Linked DNA regions of Homo sapiens: region 1 is linked to region 2. A link is an interaction called in ENCODE POLR2A ChIA-PET data of the cell type or tissue named here. Cell type or tissue: HepG2. All regions are shown on one strand. Links, peaks and the distances in the headings refer to the core of each region. The heading gives the core; the rest is flanking DNA.

Region 1 (2,905 bases), core at 177-2,676, 92 kb before region 2:
AATGGGGCGGTGGTGGTGCTGACGTCTACTGCTGTGTCCTCCCACACCGTTCGTGGGACGCTCTGACAACCCTGTGATGCGCATTTCTCTCCGTGACTTCCTGACTCTCCTCATCTGCAGAACGGGTGAGTTCAGAAGAGAGTGGATGCAGTTTTATAAACAGCAAAGCTGCAACTCTGAGGACAAGGACTCAGCACTCTGGGCCCCGGGAAAGCGCCACATGGCATCCGGCCGCGGCCCCATCCTCACAGAGACTGTGTCTTCACAGGCAGGATCAGACCCCGACCGCAGGTCATGCCAGGCAGACACACAGATGGCATTCAGCCAGTGAAGGGGCGAGCCCTTGTTCCAGGGCATTTTCTGGATTTCGAGGTGGAATGAAGGAAATGCCTTCTGAGGCAGGAGACCTGCTCAGCCCCACGCACGGCCCTGGGGGCTCACTGACCACGGGACGGGAAGAGGAAGAGTGGCCGGGGCTCACAGCTCCCTGCACGGCTGACCGTGGGAAGCTCTGCATAAACCGGGCTTCGGTGTGCCGGGGCCGATCCTCAGGCACGTCACCGGGTGTCCCATGGTCAAGGGGACCAGCAAAGTGTTCGGTCACGGCCTTGTCTCTGTCCTGCACCTGCAGCCATGGCCCCGGGACATCAGAGCTCTCAAGACGCGGGGCAGCCTGGTGCAGGCTGAGCCCCCAGCTGTTTGCACAGTTTGTGAGGCTCAGGCTTGCCAGACAAAAGGAGGTTATTTGCTTTTGGTAACTGTGACATAAATTAGGATCAGATGATAACTTTAGGGTGAAAAGCTCATTTGCTTCTCATCCCCACTCCCTGAGCTACTGCAAATTCCACAGGGGACACAGACTGCCCTGTGGAGCACGGGGCATCCACAGAGGGCACCTCCATGCTGCCTCACCCAGAGGCCGCCTCGACTGCTCCGAGCACACCACCTGCGAGGGACTCACAGGGGACGAGGAGACTCACCCTCAGCCACGGACAGCAGCCAGGAGCACCACTCAGAATACAGGTAGTAGCTTTTCATTTCCGCCACGGAAATCCGGACAGCCTTTCCGTCCCCCATGGCGAGGATCAGCTGCCGGGGAGGACGCGCGCTGCCCTGGGCTCGCCACAACCCTCTCCTTGTAACAGGACCTTTCTATGCTGAACTTTGTCCCCTAAAATCTGCATGAGGGACCAGCTGGCTTTTTACTTTCATTTCACCCACTACCTGGGACAGAGTACGCCAGGCAATTACCCTCCTGGAGGCCGATTCCTGCTCCGCCCTGATGTTTACATGCAGGTCCAGGCGACACACCGTGCCCGCCCGAGAGGAACTTGAGGAAAAAGGAACAAGCCTGAGCTATTCTTGCCTTGGGTCCAGGCACAAGGGACCCCGCTGGGGGCATGGCCTCCCTTGCTTTAAACAGGCAGCCGGAAGATGAAACGCAGCAGGTCTTCCGCTGTGCCTGGGGAGCAGCATATTCCTGGGGAGGCTGAGCCAGAGAGTCCTGTCGGGGGTGACTGCTTGCCAGTCTTCCTCCATCTGATCACGGCCCCAAATGCTGACACCACTGGCAATTGGAGGGATGGACAGAAGCAGAGCGGCCTCTGAAGGAGGATGAGCTGCACAGAGACACCGGGACCTGCATCCTGACGCCCTCTCCCCTTCCAGCTTTCCTTCGAGGGAGTCAAGTGTGATTGCTGAGGGATTGGTTCCTCCCAGAAGAACAGCTTTTGTTTGTGCACAGTCTTAGATCCACACGTTTTCCTTTTTGCACGCGCTACTAGGAAGCTTAAAGGGGAATTCCGCTGAGATCACTCACCCTGGGTGCCTCAAATGTATTTATCTGCTTCTTATGGTGAATCCTGATTCTGTTTGAAACTTCCTGTGCCAATCTCAAACACGTTTTATGAAGAGAATTTCTAGGCCGGGCGCAATGGCTCATGCCTGTAATCCCAGCACTTTGGGAGGCTGAGGCGGGCGGATCACATAAGGTCAGAAGTTTGAGACCAGCCTGGCCAACATGGCGAAACTCCATCTCTACTAAAAATACCAAAAAAATTAGCCAGGTGCGGTGGCACATACCCGTAATTCCAGCTACTCGGGAGGCTGAGGCAGGAGAATCGCTTGAACCCAGGAGGCAGGGTTGCAGTGAGCCAAGATCACACCATTGCACTCCAGCCTGGGTGACAGAGCGAGACTCCATCTCAAAAAAAAAAAAAGGAGAATTTCTAAATTCTAAGTAAAACAATCTGTTTTTCTTGGCTTAATTGGAACTCAGCTCCAAATACCCCAGGGCAGGGCAGCACAGGTGGACCCTGGGAGATCCGGCACCCGGCGAGGGTGCTGCTGCCTCTGAAGTATGGTGGTATCTCTGCCACCATGCCATGCAGGACAGAGGGGAGATGGACAACCCTGGCACCGGCCCCAACCTCCACTCAGTAAACAGACAACATCCACTCTTGGTTATCAGAAAATCTCCACCTGCAGCTACATTTTCTCCCAGCACCGTCTCCTCCGGGCAGAGGAGGCTCCTCCTCCATGTGAGTGGAAGTCCACCTGCCTCCTAACCCAAAGGGGCTCTTTTCAGTGCTCAACCCAAGGAAAACAGCTGCAGCACGGGGAGAGGTCTGTCCACAGAGATGCAGAAGCCAGCCTGACCCAGACACACAGGTGGACGGGTGGAGGAGGAGGAAGCCAGGCAGAAGGGAAGGCCCAGGAGGCTGCAGACACCACGCTTCCCCGGGGCCACAGTGCGTCAGAGCACTGAAGTGTCCGTCACCGCCTCACATCCTGATGACCAAGGGCAGAGCCAGCGAGATAAGGCAGGGGACAGAGCTGTAAAGAGGCCACAGGCATCTGACGCTCCTCCCGGCTCCCTGTCTCCGCCTACGGCTCTGCCGTGCCC
Region 2 (2,839 bases), core at 1-2,500:
AAGGGCGGCGAGGCGGGGCGATGGGAACAGCCTGCCCCTCTCCCCCTCTCCCCCTCTCCCACCCATTGCTCTCCTCACCCATCCCCCTCTTCCCCCTCCTCCCCGCCGTGCCCGAGGCGGGGGAGGGGGCGACAGGGGGAGGTGTGACCGGGGCGGGCAGCGGGGCGGGGTCGTGCCTAATGGGTGCAGTTCCTGCCACCTGGGGTCACCCTCGGCCCCTTCCAGAGGGGAGAGGGCTGGACAAGGGGACGGGTCGGAGGTCTTCTGGGGCCCAGGCCTCACTTCCTTGGGCTCACATGTAAAACGGGGTCCCACCTGCCCCCCTGGATCCGAGCCAGCTGGCAGGGAAGTTGTGTCCACTCTGAAGCCCCACAGGGACCCAGCTGGGATCGCCCTAGCTGGGATCGCCCTAGCTGGACCCTTCCCTGCAGCTTCCCAGGAGAAAGCTGGGGCACGTGGGACAGGGCTGGGGCCGCTGGAATGTGGCCCAGCTGAGCTGACCAGCCTGTGACATCAGAGAAGTCACTAACAAACCCTTCTGGCCTGTGTTCTCATCTGTGCAGCCGTCCCAGAGCGTCCTGGGGTCCACGGGTTAGTGCACACAGAGCTCCCAGCATGCCAAAGAGCAGACAGATTACCAGTTAACTAGGTTAGCAGCAGAAATCAGGGCTGCCCCTGTTACGTATCAGAAGGGCTAGGGTTTCCCATGTTTAGGTCCTAGGGTAAAAAGGGACAAGAACCCACCTCACTCCTCAGTACTGGAGTGGGTAAGGAGCCGCTGGTCTGTGGGTCGCGGTACAGGACGCTGGCCCCTGTCAGCGCGGCCTCACTTTGGTACCTAACAGTGCAGCAGAAGTTGTTTGCAAAACAAACAAAACAAAACAAAAAAACTATAAAAGACCCCACCATTTAATTCTTGTGTCTCCAAGATTCAGTGGAAACTTATTGATAACTTAAAAACAAAGTAAAGTGGCATAAAAAGGTGAAATCATGGAAGATGTGGACCCAGCTATAGACTTTAGCACTTGCAGTTGGAGCTTTAAAATGTCTCCATTTAGTGGGTAAAAAGAGGAAGCCTGTTTGAATGAAATGAAAACAAAGCTCTGGCAGGAGGGAGGTAAACATTAACCAAGCAAGCAGCGGGAAGTGCAGTCCACCGCGCCGTGCCCACCTGAGGTCAGAACACTGGGAACAGGCATGTGATACACAGAGACAGACTGAGGTCCGGGAGGAGGGTGTGTGGGCCGGGAGGACGGTGCGTGGACCAAGCCTGGCTGCAGAATTTCTCCCGGGGGGAGCACGTGCGTTCAGGGACTGGATCCTTGCTCCTGCAAGCCCGCTCCCTGGAGCAGCAGCAGCATCGGTGACCGTGCAGAGACCCCGGGCCCCACTCAGACCCGCAGGGAGTGGCTCCACTGGGGAACCTGCCCTCCCCAGCGTGCAGAAACCCTGCAGAGACCTGTGCAGGGGACAGGAGAGGGGTCCAGGAAGGGCCAGAACCTGCCAGCATGGGCAGGAAAGGGGGAGGCTGGGCTCAGGGAAGGAGGAGGGATGATTTGAGAGGGACAGGAAATTAAACCCAAGGGAACTCCCTCAACCCAGTAACGTTTCTTCACATAATTAGCCACGGAGACAGGATTGTCACTAGCAATGCGTTCAGGAGCTTTGAGAATCGGAGTGGAACAGGCTTTCCTTCTCAAAGGTGCCTCAGTTAAAAAGGTCAGAGTGGGCCCACATGGTGTTTCTTACCTGTTTTTTGTTTGTTTGTCTTTTTGGAGACCAACGCCCCCTTTCTCATGTTGGCATAAGACCCTCTGGTAACATAGCACATTCTGTCAGACTGTCAGACAGGCTGAATTAAATATCATTTAATCGAGCAATAAAAGTCCAAAGGGAGGCTGCCCGTGGGAACCCGCCCTGAGGATCTCCTGCAGGACGTGCAAGCAGATGGCACCGTGGCTGCGGAAAAGGAGGGGACAGGCAGTGACCCCAGCCAGCCACGACCCCGCTCCACACATTCGTGCAGGGTGCAGGCTCACACCCACAGGCGCATGGACAGTGGGCACCACACTGGAACAGACTTTGCCAGGAAGCACGGATTCCCACCTGATACCCTGAAAGATGCCTCCACCTGCACACCGTGGACGGGCATGGAGCTGGCCCGCAGCCCTCAGGGGACAGACAGACAAGAAGCCAGAACGTCTTCTCCATGAAAGCTTTCCGCATTGGCAGCCAATGCAGCGAAAATACAGAGGACAAAACCCCAAGATGTGTGTGCTTCAGAAAAGGCTAGGGCTCATTCTAAAGTTGAGGCAATTCAAGAGGAAATTAATTCAGCCGAGGACAAAGGCCCAGAGCCGCGCATCAGAGGCTGCCCGCGGTGCCCTGCTGGGGCCAGGCTTGTTAGGGCCGGGCAAGCCCTTTGTGCTCCACCAGCTTTCACAGCCTCAGAAGCCCAGTGGGGCACAAGGAGACTACGTCACAAACAGGTTCCCCTGCGAGCACAGCAGGAGGAGCAGAGACCTCAGGGACAACTCCCGCCAGGGCGTCACTGCCTACCAGTGAGCAGATCCCGCAGGAGCTGAGGCTGCAGGGGAAAGCCGGTTGGCCGCCGCACTGTAGCACACCTGCAGCCTCGGCACACGTGTCTGGGCGCTGCACATGGAGGGGGGAGTACGGGCTGCCTCTGTGGATTCCACGTAAGCCGTGCGGCACTTACAGCGAGCTCAGGTAGCAGGCACCCGGGAAGCTGTGGTGCCCGTGCCTGTGACCCCAAAGGCTGGAATCCTTCCAGGGCATCTCCGTGTGGTCACTGTGTCCCATAAGCAGTTTAGGAAGG

Evidence for each region. Peaks named below come from ENCODE experiments on the same cell type or tissue, not always from the same donor. Only the 100,000 strongest peaks of a DNase experiment are listed, where the experiment ranks them.
Region 1: POLR2A ChIA-PET joins it to region 2 with 7 read pairs; 2 of 35 experiments call an interaction of 5 or more read pairs at or near these places.

The regions. Positions count from the first base shown.
Region 1 is chr13:112,983,555-112,986,459 of GRCh38, reverse strand. The region is part of intron 1 of MCF2L (MCF.2 cell line derived transforming sequence like); the gene reads right to left. Among named protein-coding and RNA genes, the nearest start is that of MCF2L, 16 kb to the right of the region's middle. RefSeq lists an enhancer at 1-931. In HepG2, for the core only: no CTCF peak of the experiment used is centred there; a DNase peak (open chromatin) is centred at 1,189; H3K4me3 peaks cover 1,494 bases.
Region 2 is chr13:112,891,384-112,894,222 of GRCh38, reverse strand. No RefSeq gene overlaps it. Among named protein-coding and RNA genes, the nearest start is that of MCF2L-AS1, 76 kb to the left of the region's middle. RefSeq lists an enhancer at 1,697-2,446. In HepG2, for the core only: a CTCF peak has its summit at 194 (motif pointing right); DNase peaks (open chromatin) are centred at 482 and 1,122; H3K4me3 peaks cover 1,406 bases; H3K27me3 peaks cover 625 bases.